Linked DNA regions of Homo sapiens: region 1 is linked to region 2. Evidence: read pairs that join two places in POLR2A ChIA-PET (ENCODE). Cell type or tissue: B cell. All regions are shown on one strand. Links, peaks and the distances in the headings refer to the core of each region. The heading gives the core; the rest is flanking DNA.

Region 1 (5,365 bases), core at 153-5,152, 57 kb after region 2:
CTACACTTCGTTCCAATTTCCTCAGTTTTCCCCTGACGTCCCTTTTCTGTCTCTGAATCCTGCGGAGGACCCACGTGATATTTGGGCTCCTCGGGCTGCTTGTCGGTGGGGTGGGAATTTTTTTTTTTTTTTTTTGAGATGGAGTCTCGCTCTGTCGCCCAGGCTGGAGTGCAGTGGCGCCATCTCAGCTCACTGCAAGCTCCGCCTCCCGGGTTCACACCATTCTCCTGCCTCAGCCTCCCGAGTAGGTGGGACTGCAGGCACCCGCCACCACGCCTGGCTAATTTTTTGTGTTTTTAGTAGAGACGGAGTTTCACCGTGTTAGCCAGGTTGGTCTTGATTTCCTGACCTCGAGATCCGCCTGCCTTGGCCTTCCAAAGTGCTGGGATTACAGGTGTGAGCCACCCCGCCCGGCTGGATTGTTGAATTCTCTCTGGACTGACCCCTCTCTTTGAACACCAAGAGTCTCTCTCATCTTGTTAAAAATGAAACTCTCTGGCTGGGCACGGTGGCTCATGCCTGTAATCTCAGCACTTTGGGAGGCTCAGGCGGGCGGATCACCCGAGGTCCGGAGTTCAAGGCCAGCCTGACCAACATGGTGAAACCCCATCTCTACTAAAAATACAAAAATTAGCTGGGTGTGGTGGCAGCACCTATAATCTCAGCTACTAGGGAGGTTCAGGCAGGAGAATCGCTTGAACCTTGGAGGCAGAGGTTGCAGTGAGCCGAGATCGCGTTATTGCACTTCAGCTTGGGTGACAAGAGCGAGACTCTGTCTCAAAAAAAATGATAGGTAGCCGGGCATGGTGGCGGGTGCCTATAATCCCAGCTACCCAGGAGGCTGAGGCAGGAGAATCACTTGAACCCAAGATGACACCACTGCACTCCAGCCTGGCAACAAGAGCAAAACTCCGTCTCTCAAAAAAAATAAAGCTCTCTGTTAAAGTGTAAGTGAGTGGTAATCCTGCGTTCTTTCCAGAGGAGGAGCCTGTGGGCTGAGAGCAAGCCCACCTTCAGCCAGTCAGGCGCAGCACTGATGGCCCCAGCAGGGAGCCAGCCTGCTCTCCGTGGGCCTTGAGTGGACCCCGCAGGGGCCTCAGAGTCCCTGCTCTTGATGGGGCAGCTGCTTTTCCCATCAGCAGCTTTCCTGTCTCCTGGAAGCTCTCATGCTTTCTCGGGTGTGTAGAGCCTTCCTCAAGGCAGACAGCTGCTGACCACAGTTGTGACGTGGAATCTTCCGCATCTGGTTGTGGCACAGTGGAAACAGCCCCCACTGCCCTCATTTGTTAATTTCTGAACTCGCACTCTGGGTCTCTTTTCCCCTTTAGAGGCAGCGTGGCATAAAGCTGATAATGACACCAGCCTGGCCGAGGACAGGCCCTGCTCTGTCCCGAAGGCTGCAGCACCTACAGCCACCTGTAGCCGTTCACGTATGGGGTCTGCCTGGTGGTGACCTACTTTGGCCTGAGCTTCCTGATGCCCACGGCCTGGGAGCTGGGCGTCCGTGCCAAGTGTGGAGGGGCACTTGCCTGGTCTCACAGCCTTGCGTGTTGTTGCAGGGCAGTCAGGGCGACAGCAAGAATGCCAAGAAGAAGAACAACAAGAAAACCAACAAGAACAAAAGCAGCATCAGCCGCGCCAACAAGAAGAAGCCCAGCATGCCCAACGTGTCCAATGACCTGTCCCAGAAGCTGTATGCCACCATGGAGAAGCACAAGGAGGTAGGCGTGGGCTGCGGTGCTGCAGCCGTGCCTCTGGCCGGGAGGAGGGAAAGACTCGCAGCTGGCGGGCGTGGGCCCGTGTGCAGGTCTGTGGTGGGAGGGAAGTGGCCCCCAGGAAACCAAGTGGACCAGTTGGGTGACATCATGCAACGTGTCACCAATTTTGTTCCATCCCAAGGCATCAGGGCCATCAGGCTCAGCCACCTGCCTATTCTGCAGGCTGGGTGGCTGCGCCTGCCCTGAGCTCACCACTGGAGGTGCCATGTCCCTTGTGTGGGACTAAAGCCCCTCCTCTCCTGCAGGTCTTCTTCGTGATCCACCTGCACGCTGGGCCTGTCATCAACACCCTGCCCCCCATCGTCGACCCCGACCCCCTGCTCAGCTGTGACCTCATGGATGGGCGCGACGCCTTCCTCACCCTCGCCAGAGACAAGCACTGGGAGTTCTCCTCCTTGCGCCGCTCCAAGTGGTCCACGCTCTGCATGCTGGTGGAGCTGCACACCCAGGGCCAGGACCGCTTTGTCTACACCTGCAACGAGTGCAAGCACCACGTGGAGACGCGCTGGCACTGCACTGTGTGCGAGGTAGGCCCTGCCCCCACCCCCACCCCCACAGCCGGCCTGGGGTCTGACGAAGCATCCTGTCCCTTTGCATGGGTGCCCGGGTTGGTGTCTGTACCTGATGGTGGCTGCACTGACTCCTCCAGAACTAGGACAGCGTCACAAGGCAGAAGGCGTTGCTGTGTGTGTGTTTCCTAAACCTGCTCTGTGTAGCCACAGCCACAGGCCTGACCCTGGGGACGGCCAGAGGGAGGCTCTGCTGGGAAGTCTGGCCTGTCTGTGCCCAGTTCTAGTCTTGCTAAATGGCTGGAAACACCCGCTGTCCTGTTGGCAGCTTGGGCCCCTCTGGCCACTTGTTCCTGAAGGACCCCCCGGTCATGCTCCCTCACTCCCCTCTAGGAATTTTGACCCCCCTGTGAAATGACGTGGGTGTCCCTTGCATGGGCCGAGTCAGGCTGTGCAGGGCAGGCAGGTGACAGATCCCACCATCCCCCTCCCAGGACAGTCACCATCACCTGCCAACCCGGAGCCTCCTCACTTGCTGTGGTGTCTGTAGCGGGGCAGAGCGGGTCCTCAGCAGAGCGAGGGCCTTTCTTCCCTCCCCACCTTCACACACTTCTTCCGCTTTCCACCTTTCTCCAGTCTCCTTTGTCCTCTTTCTAGTTTCTGAATGCGGCAGTTTTCATATCTTTTTGTGAACACAGTCATGGTACCTGGTCCTAGGGCTCCATCAGGTTGCCAGGTGCGAGCAGTTTTCAGTAACTTGGGCTTGCGCGTTGGGGAAGTCCCACTGGTGCACTGCGGATAGCTCAGGCCTTCCCAGAGGCACTTCACGGCAGCTGTCGGCGCTTTGGGAGGGACCGGCCTCCCTCAGCCTTTCACTGTCTGGCTTCATAGTTTGAGTACAGGAGTTGGACAGGCTGTGGCAAGGGCTGATGTGACTCCCAGGTCAGAGGAAGTCGGAAGGAAGGGGGCTGGTGTCTACTGTCCGTGAGCTTACAGGCCAGGGGTTCTTGGGGCATGGGTCAGGTTATCTTTGAGCCTTCAGGGCTGTTGCCAGGAGTGAAGGTCCTTGGGAGCAACACATAGGCAGTCCATGCCCCCGTCCTGTCCATGATCCCATGTTGTCCATGATCCCATCCCGTCCATGATCCCATCTTGTCCGTGCTCCCGCCCTGTCCGGGTCTCCCACCTGTCCGTGCTCGCATCCTGTCTGGGTCTCCTATCCTGCCTGGGTCTCCTGGCACAGACCCAGACTTAGCGGTGGAGGGAAGCAGCCAGGATGCCTGGTGGTACTGGGTCCCATGCTGACACCGGCCTGTCCCCTTTCCTTGCTTGCAGGACTACGACCTCTGCATCAACTGCTATAACACGAAGAGCCATGCCCATAAGATGGTGAAGTGGGGGCTGGGCCTGGATGACGAGGGCAGCAGCCAGGGCGAGCCACAGTCAAAGAGCCCCCAGGAGTCACGCCGGCTGAGCATCCAGCGCTGCATCCAGTCGCTGGTGCACGCGTGCCAGTGCCGCAACGCCAACTGCTCGCTGCCATCCTGCCAGAAGATGAAGCGGGTGGTGCAGCACACCAAGGGCTGCAAACGCAAGACCAACGGGGGCTGCCCGGTGTGCAAGCAGCTCATCGCCCTCTGCTGCTACCACGCCAAGCACTGCCAAGAAAACAAATGCCCCGTGCCCTTCTGCCTCAACATCAAACACAAGCTCCGCCAGCAGCAGATCCAGCACCGCCTGCAGCAGGCCCAGCTCATGCGCCGGCGGATGGCCACCATGAACACCCGCAACGTGCCTCAGCAGAGTCTGCCTTCTCCTACCTCAGCACCGCCCGGGACCCCCACACAGCAGCCCAGCACACCCCAGACGCCGCAGCCCCCTGCCCAGCCCCAACCCTCACCCGTGAGCATGTCACCAGCTGGCTTCCCCAGCGTGGCCCGGACTCAGCCCCCCACCACGGTGTCCACAGGGAAGCCTACCAGCCAGGTGCCGGCCCCCCCACCCCCGGCCCAGCCCCCTCCTGCAGCGGTGGAAGCGGCTCGGCAGATCGAGCGTGAGGCCCAGCAGCAGCAGCACCTGTACCGGGTGAACATCAACAACAGCATGCCCCCAGGACGCACGGGCATGGGGACCCCGGGGAGCCAGATGGCCCCCGTGAGCCTGAATGTGCCCCGACCCAACCAGGTGAGCGGGCCCGTCATGCCCAGCATGCCTCCCGGGCAGTGGCAGCAGGCGCCCCTTCCCCAGCAGCAGCCCATGCCAGGCTTGCCCAGGCCTGTGATATCCATGCAGGCCCAGGCGGCCGTGGCTGGGCCCCGGATGCCCAGCGTGCAGCCACCCAGGAGCATCTCACCCAGCGCTCTGCAAGACCTGCTGCGGACCCTGAAGTCGCCCAGCTCCCCTCAGCAGCAACAGCAGGTGCTGAACATTCTCAAATCAAACCCGCAGCTAATGGCAGCTTTCATCAAACAGCGCACAGCCAAGTACGTGGCCAATCAGCCCGGCATGCAGCCCCAGCCTGGCCTCCAGTCCCAGCCCGGCATGCAACCCCAGCCTGGCATGCACCAGCAGCCCAGCCTGCAGAACCTGAATGCCATGCAGGCTGGCGTGCCGCGGCCCGGTGTGCCTCCACAGCAGCAGGCGATGGGAGGCCTGAACCCCCAGGGCCAGGCCTTGAACATCATGAACCCAGGACACAACCCCAACATGGCGAGTATGAATCCACAGTACCGAGAAATGTTACGGAGGCAGCTGCTGCAGCAGCAGCAGCAACAGCAGCAGCAACAACAGCAGCAACAGCAGCAGCAGCAAGGGAGTGCCGGCATGGCTGGGGGCATGGCGGGGCACGGCCAGTTCCAGCAGCCTCAAGGACCCGGAGGCTACCCACCGGCCATGCAGCAGCAGCAGCGCATGCAGCAGCATCTCCCCCTCCAGGGCAGCTCCATGGGCCAGATGGCGGCTCAGATGGGACAGCTTGGCCAGATGGGGCAGCCGGGGCTGGGGGCAGACAGCACCCCCAACATCCAGCAAGCCCTGCAGCAGCGGATTCTGCAGCAACAGCAGATGAAGCAGCAGATT
Region 2 (5,365 bases), core at 262-5,261:
ATTCCTCTCATTCTTCTTGATCATCCTTCCTCAAGACCCCGCAGCTGCCTGGAGAACATGTGCTGCTTTTCTTTCTGGTTGTTTCTGAGTGGCCCAGGGAAAGATGGAAAAAGTGCTTTGTTCCTAAGAGTACTGTGGAGTGGCGTGCCAGTGACAGCCCCCGTGGTTTTCCTTTTACTGAGTCCAGCCCACCTCCCTCTGGCGGCGAGGGAGTAGGCAGCGAGCTGACGCTGACCCTGCTTCCTTTAAAGCAGGGTGTCCCTGTCATAGAGAAGAGAAATGCCAGGGTAATGGGGCCTGTTATCTGCCTCCCTACAGAAGAACCACAACGAGTTTCCTTTAAAAGCCAGTTTCCTGGCCAGGCGCAATGGCTCACGCCTGTAATCCCAACACTTTGGGAGGCCGAGGCGGGCAGATCACCTGAGGTTGGGAGTTGGAGACCAGTCTCTACTAAAAACACAAAATTAGCCGGGCGTGGTGGCGCATGCCTGTAATTCCAGCTACTTGGGAGGCTGAGGCAGGAGAATCACTTAAACCTGGGAGGTGGAGGTTGCGGTGAGCCGAGATCACGCCAGTGCACTCCAGCCTGGGCAACAAGGGCGAAACTCCGTCTCAAAAAAAAAAAAAAAAAAAAAAAAAGCCAGTTTCCTAAAAGTCAGTTAAATTATTCTTTGATTGACTAAAATTTGAATTAATAAACAATTTCCCTGGACATTTCTTATATAAAGTGACATTCTGGAATCCTGGGTCTTCTAGAACCAGATATTTGGGACAGTAGTTCTAATGGAATACAGTCTGTTTTTCCTCCCACATTACTGTAAAAGTTTTTTCTTTAGTATATTGTGATGGCTAAATTTCTTGTGTTTTAGGGCACATTTCAGTAATAGGCTCTTTAAGTGCCAAAATATTCATTGTCAAGTTTGTAGTTATACAATATTCTATGAATAATGAGCTAGAATTTTATTCTTAACTTTAATTTGGGGGTGTGGCTTTTTGAGGATCTTTTGTTTTTAGTACATACTACCATGACAGTTGTAAACTTTGGTGATTTCTCTTTTTAAGAAACACTTATGTGGTTTTTGTTTTAAAAGAAAAAAGAAGCGTATGTGGTTTTTTTTTTTTAAACCATCCTTATAACGGCCTGAGTGTTGTGAAAATTGATTCTGTGCATGCTCTCTCAAGTGGTAAACCACAGGTTTTCTACTAGTCAGAATGTAAGATATTACCAGGATGATTTTATAAAGTCACAAGGAAGATTTAGATTAACTTGCTGCAAGGTTTTGGTAGTTTTTTTTTACAAAAGTATGATTGACAAGGTTTCAGCAATATCCTTTTTGTAAATTTTATTGTTTTTTCTCTTCTCCCAAAGCAAATTATGCTTATCGTGTGTGAACTCTTGAGTTAGGAACCCAGAGAGGAAAATGTGAATCTGACCCTACGTTGGCTTAAGGTTGGGTTTTGAAGACAATATATATGTTAAAAATAACGTAAGGGTGACCTCCCTCAAAGGACCGAGGTAGAGACAAGTCAGTGCAATCAGCATTCTTTTCGAGGAGAATTGGAGCGCACCTGACTACTTTGTAGAGAAAGGTGGGACTTGGTGGAGCCCAGTGCAAACAGAATAACAAAGGAAGAACATTTCAGACAGTGGGGACAGTGTCTGCACAGTGCACAGCTTGTGAGGGCATGCATTTGACTGGACTGGGGTTCCTGTGCAAACGAGGTGAACAGAAAGGTGGACTGTGATGAGCTCCTGGAAGCCTCAGGGACTCTGCCGAGACCCACCTGTGCTCGCTCTGTGGAGACTGCCTTAGGGGCCCCGGGACTCTGCTTTTTAGGCAGTGTTTCCCACAGGCCAGCGCTGGTCTTACCTGATGCACACTTCCTTGGTCAGCACATGCTCCACTCTCTTAACTTCTGTGATTAATGTCTCTACTGAGAGAACCTTCCAGAATCACCTGTGGCGCTAATCTGAGGTTCTTTGAAATGAAGCCCAGACCATTGATTACCTTTTTGGCCTGTGTTGAGTTTTGTTTGGTTGGTTGGTTTGTTTTGAGACGGAGTCTTGCTCTGTCACCCAGACTGGCATGCAGTGGCATAGCCAAGTCTCACTGCAGCCTCAACCTCTCGGGCTCAAGCAGTCATTCCACTTCAGCCTCCTGAGTACCTGGGACTGCAGGCATCTGCCACCATACCTGGCTAATTTTTGTATTTTTTGTAGAGATGGGGTTTCACCATGTTGCTCAGGCTTGTCTCGAACTCCTGAGCTCAAGTGATCTTCCCACCTTGACCTCCCAAAAGTCCTGGGATTAGAGGCGTGAGCCACCGCGCCTGGCCTCATTCGATTTTTCCTTGAATTGTTTTTTAAAGATTCTGTAATCACTGATCTCGAGTTAACCATCCCTTATAGCAATATTCAATTTTTTTTGAATAATTAGGACTTGCCAAGATAAGTATCTTATGTCAGTCCTGGCATCTGACCTCCAGTAAATTCAGTGCACAGAGTGGCATGGTTGACTGGGCTTTGGGACCCGTGAGCAGGTTCCCCTCTTGGGGCTTATGCTGCCTCACTTGTGAAGTTCTTGCTGCTCAAAGTGTAGGCCTCAGGGAAGCCATAGAGGTGCTCCCAGGTTGTAAGCAATAAAGAAATTGGGCCCCCATTTGAGACCTCTTATATTAAAACCTGCATTTTTATAAAAATCCTGGGTGATTAGTGTGCACATTAAAATCTGAGATGCACTGCTCTGGATGCCTTGGAAGACCAGGTATCTGGGCCAGTGCTGGTGAGAGGGTTTGAGTCATTCTCTGAGAGAGAGACCAGGGGTTTTCCAACCTAGAGTCCCCCAGGGACTGTTGAAGCAAGTGTGCAGGGTCGGCCCCAGAGCCAGCCTAATGCACGCACTGTCCCGGCTGCGTCAGCCATGGCCCCAGCTGCTGCCCGGCATCTCCATGAGTGTAGCTCCCACTGCTTCACCTGGCAACATGTTCCATCTGTAGGTGCCTCAGATTGTTTAAAACACCTCCTTTTGGCCGGACGCAGTGGCTAACGTCTGTAATCCTTGCACTTTGGGAGGCTGAGTGAGACAGGCGGGTTGCCTGAGCTCATGTTCAACACCAGCCTGAGCAACACAGTGAAACCCCGTCTCTACTAAAATACAAATAATTAGCTGGGCATGGCAGCATGCGCCTGTAGTCCCAGCTACTCGGTATCCTGAGGTGGGAGGCTGAGGCAGGAGAATGACTTGATGAACCCGGGAGGCAGAGGTTGCAGTGAGCCAAGATCGCACCACTGCACTCCAGCCTGGGCGACAGAGCAAGACTACGTCTCAAACAAAACAAAACAAAACAAAAAACCAAAACAAAACAAAAAAAAAAACCTCCTTTTTTTATATGGAGTCAAGATCTCCGTCCTTTGAACTGCCACTCATCGAATAGCCCATCAGGTGCCCAGTGAGTGTGTGTGGAGCAGGCCCTTTGTTCACTTGAGGGCCCTTCAGAGATTTTCACCTCTTTTGACAGACTGTAGTGGGATGGGGGACAGCAAGGAGCAGAATCTGAAGGCTGTAGAGAGAATGGTGGGCTTGATTGACCCTGACTTAAGCACCAAAGGGTCGTGGGTGATGTGTTTCATCTGAACAGCTTTTCTCCTTGCTAGCAAGGAGCAGTGTCACTGCGCCAGTGTCACTTGGCTTCTGAAGAAAGCCTTTTGCTTGAGGGCTTGTGGCCGTGCCTGATAGGAGGCTGAGTCTCCAGCCTGGCAGTGCCTGGGTTCCCCTCAGTGCTTCTCTTCACTGTGGTGCCCCACGCAGTGCATAGGAAGGTGCCAGGTAGGAAGTAGGTCCTGGCCCACACAATGCCCGCAAGGTACGGTGGTGCCACCAGCAACTTTGTAGAGATGGCTGCAGGTCTGAATAAATTCTTTTTTTTTTTTTTTTGAGACGAAGTCTCACTCTGTCGCCCAGGCTAGAGTGCAGTGGCGCGATCTTAGTTCACCGCAACCTCCGTCTCCCTAGTTCAAGTGATTCCTGCCTCAGCCTCCCGAGTAGCTGGGATTACAGGCACATGCCACCATGCCTGGCTACTTTATGTATTTTTAGCAGAGATGGGGTTTCACCATGTTGTCCAGGCTGGTCTTGAACTCCTGACCTCAGGTGATCTCCCCACCCTCATACTCCCAAAGTGCTGGGATTACAGGCGTGAGCCACCTGAATAAATTCTAGCATTGCTTTTTTAGTAGAAATCTAAGTGTCTTGGTATCCTTGGGAATTTGGTTCCAGGACACCCCAGGTATACCAAAACCAGGTGGACTCAAGCCCTACAGCTGGCCTTCCCCATACACAAGTTTCGCCTCCCGCAAGCACTGTGTTTCTGGCCTGCGTTGGGTGACCCCGTGGCTCACTCTCGTGCTGGTGAAGCATCAGCTGTAGCAACTACTGCTCTGCTTCATGGTCTGTCTCCCCCTACCCTCACAAAGTTTGGAGATTTGATTCATGTCCGTTTTCACTGAATTTCCAAATGGAGTTCAGTTTTATTGAGGATGATTAGGGGCTTAAGTTGTCTGAGTAACTGAGTTCTTTGCATCAGCAACATAGACTGTACAGAAAACCTCTTAGTGGAACATTCCTTTTTTCTTTTGTTTTTTGAGACAGAGTCTCTCTGTTGCCCAGGCTGGAGTGTAGTGGCGCGATCTCAGCTCACTGCAACTTCTACCTCCTAGGTTCAAGCGGTTCTCCTGCCTCAGCCTCCCAAGTAGCTGAGATGACAGGCACGCACCACCACACTCAGCTAATTTTTGTATTTTTAATAGAGATGGGGTTTCACCATGTTATTAGCCAGGCTGGTCTCGAACTCCTGACCTCAAGTGATCCACCTGCCTCGGCCTCCCAAAGTGCTGGGATTACAGGCATGAGCCACTGCACCCAGTTACACTTGGCCGTACCCGGCCTCTTAGTGGAACATTGTTTGTGCATGAAGAGTGGCAGGTGAGTCCGAGAAAGAGCCTGCTATAAAACTTGGCCTTTTGTTCATAGGTCATAGGCTCCTTCTTCAGCAACATCAGAAGGGGTGGTGAGACTAGGGGATGTTGGGGAGCTTTAAAGAGGTAAATATCCGGGACAGGAGTGTTGCCTGATGGGCCCAGAAGAACCCAGCCACTGTGTTAGTGCATTGCAGGTGTGTTGTGACTTCCTAAAAGTTAGAGCTTTATGCTCTAGCGAGGAAAAAAGATGTAAAAATGGCCAAATGAGCACACGGCCTTGACATTGGAAGAAGTTAAGTGGCAATAATACAGAAAGGATAAATAGAGAAACTTCATCCTTAGGGATGCCAGGTAGATGGACCAATCTCCGTGCATTTCTGTTCAGTT

Evidence for each region. Peaks named below come from ENCODE experiments on the same cell type or tissue, not always from the same donor. Only the 100,000 strongest peaks of a DNase experiment are listed, where the experiment ranks them.
Region 1: POLR2A ChIA-PET joins it to region 2 with 7 read pairs; 7 of 35 experiments call an interaction of 5 or more read pairs at or near these places.

The regions. Positions count from the first base shown.
Region 1 is chr16:3,728,132-3,733,496 of GRCh38, reverse strand. CREBBP (CREB binding lysine acetyltransferase) reads left to right here. Exons shown (of 31, transcript NM_004380.3): 29 at 1,560-1,721; 30 at 2,024-2,305; 31 at 3,623-5,365. Among named protein-coding and RNA genes, the nearest start is that of TRAP1, 13 kb to the right of the region's middle. RefSeq lists a silencer at 1,620-1,780. In B cell, for the core only: no CTCF peak of the experiment used is centred there; no DNase peak of the experiment used is centred there.
Region 2 is chr16:3,785,641-3,791,005 of GRCh38, reverse strand. All of the region lies in intron 5 of CREBBP (CREB binding lysine acetyltransferase), which reads left to right. Among named protein-coding and RNA genes, the nearest start is that of TRAP1, 71 kb to the right of the region's middle. RefSeq lists enhancers at 2,721-3,020, 3,091-3,150. In B cell, for the core only: no CTCF peak of the experiment used is centred there; a DNase peak (open chromatin) is centred at 2,856; H3K27ac peaks cover 626 bases.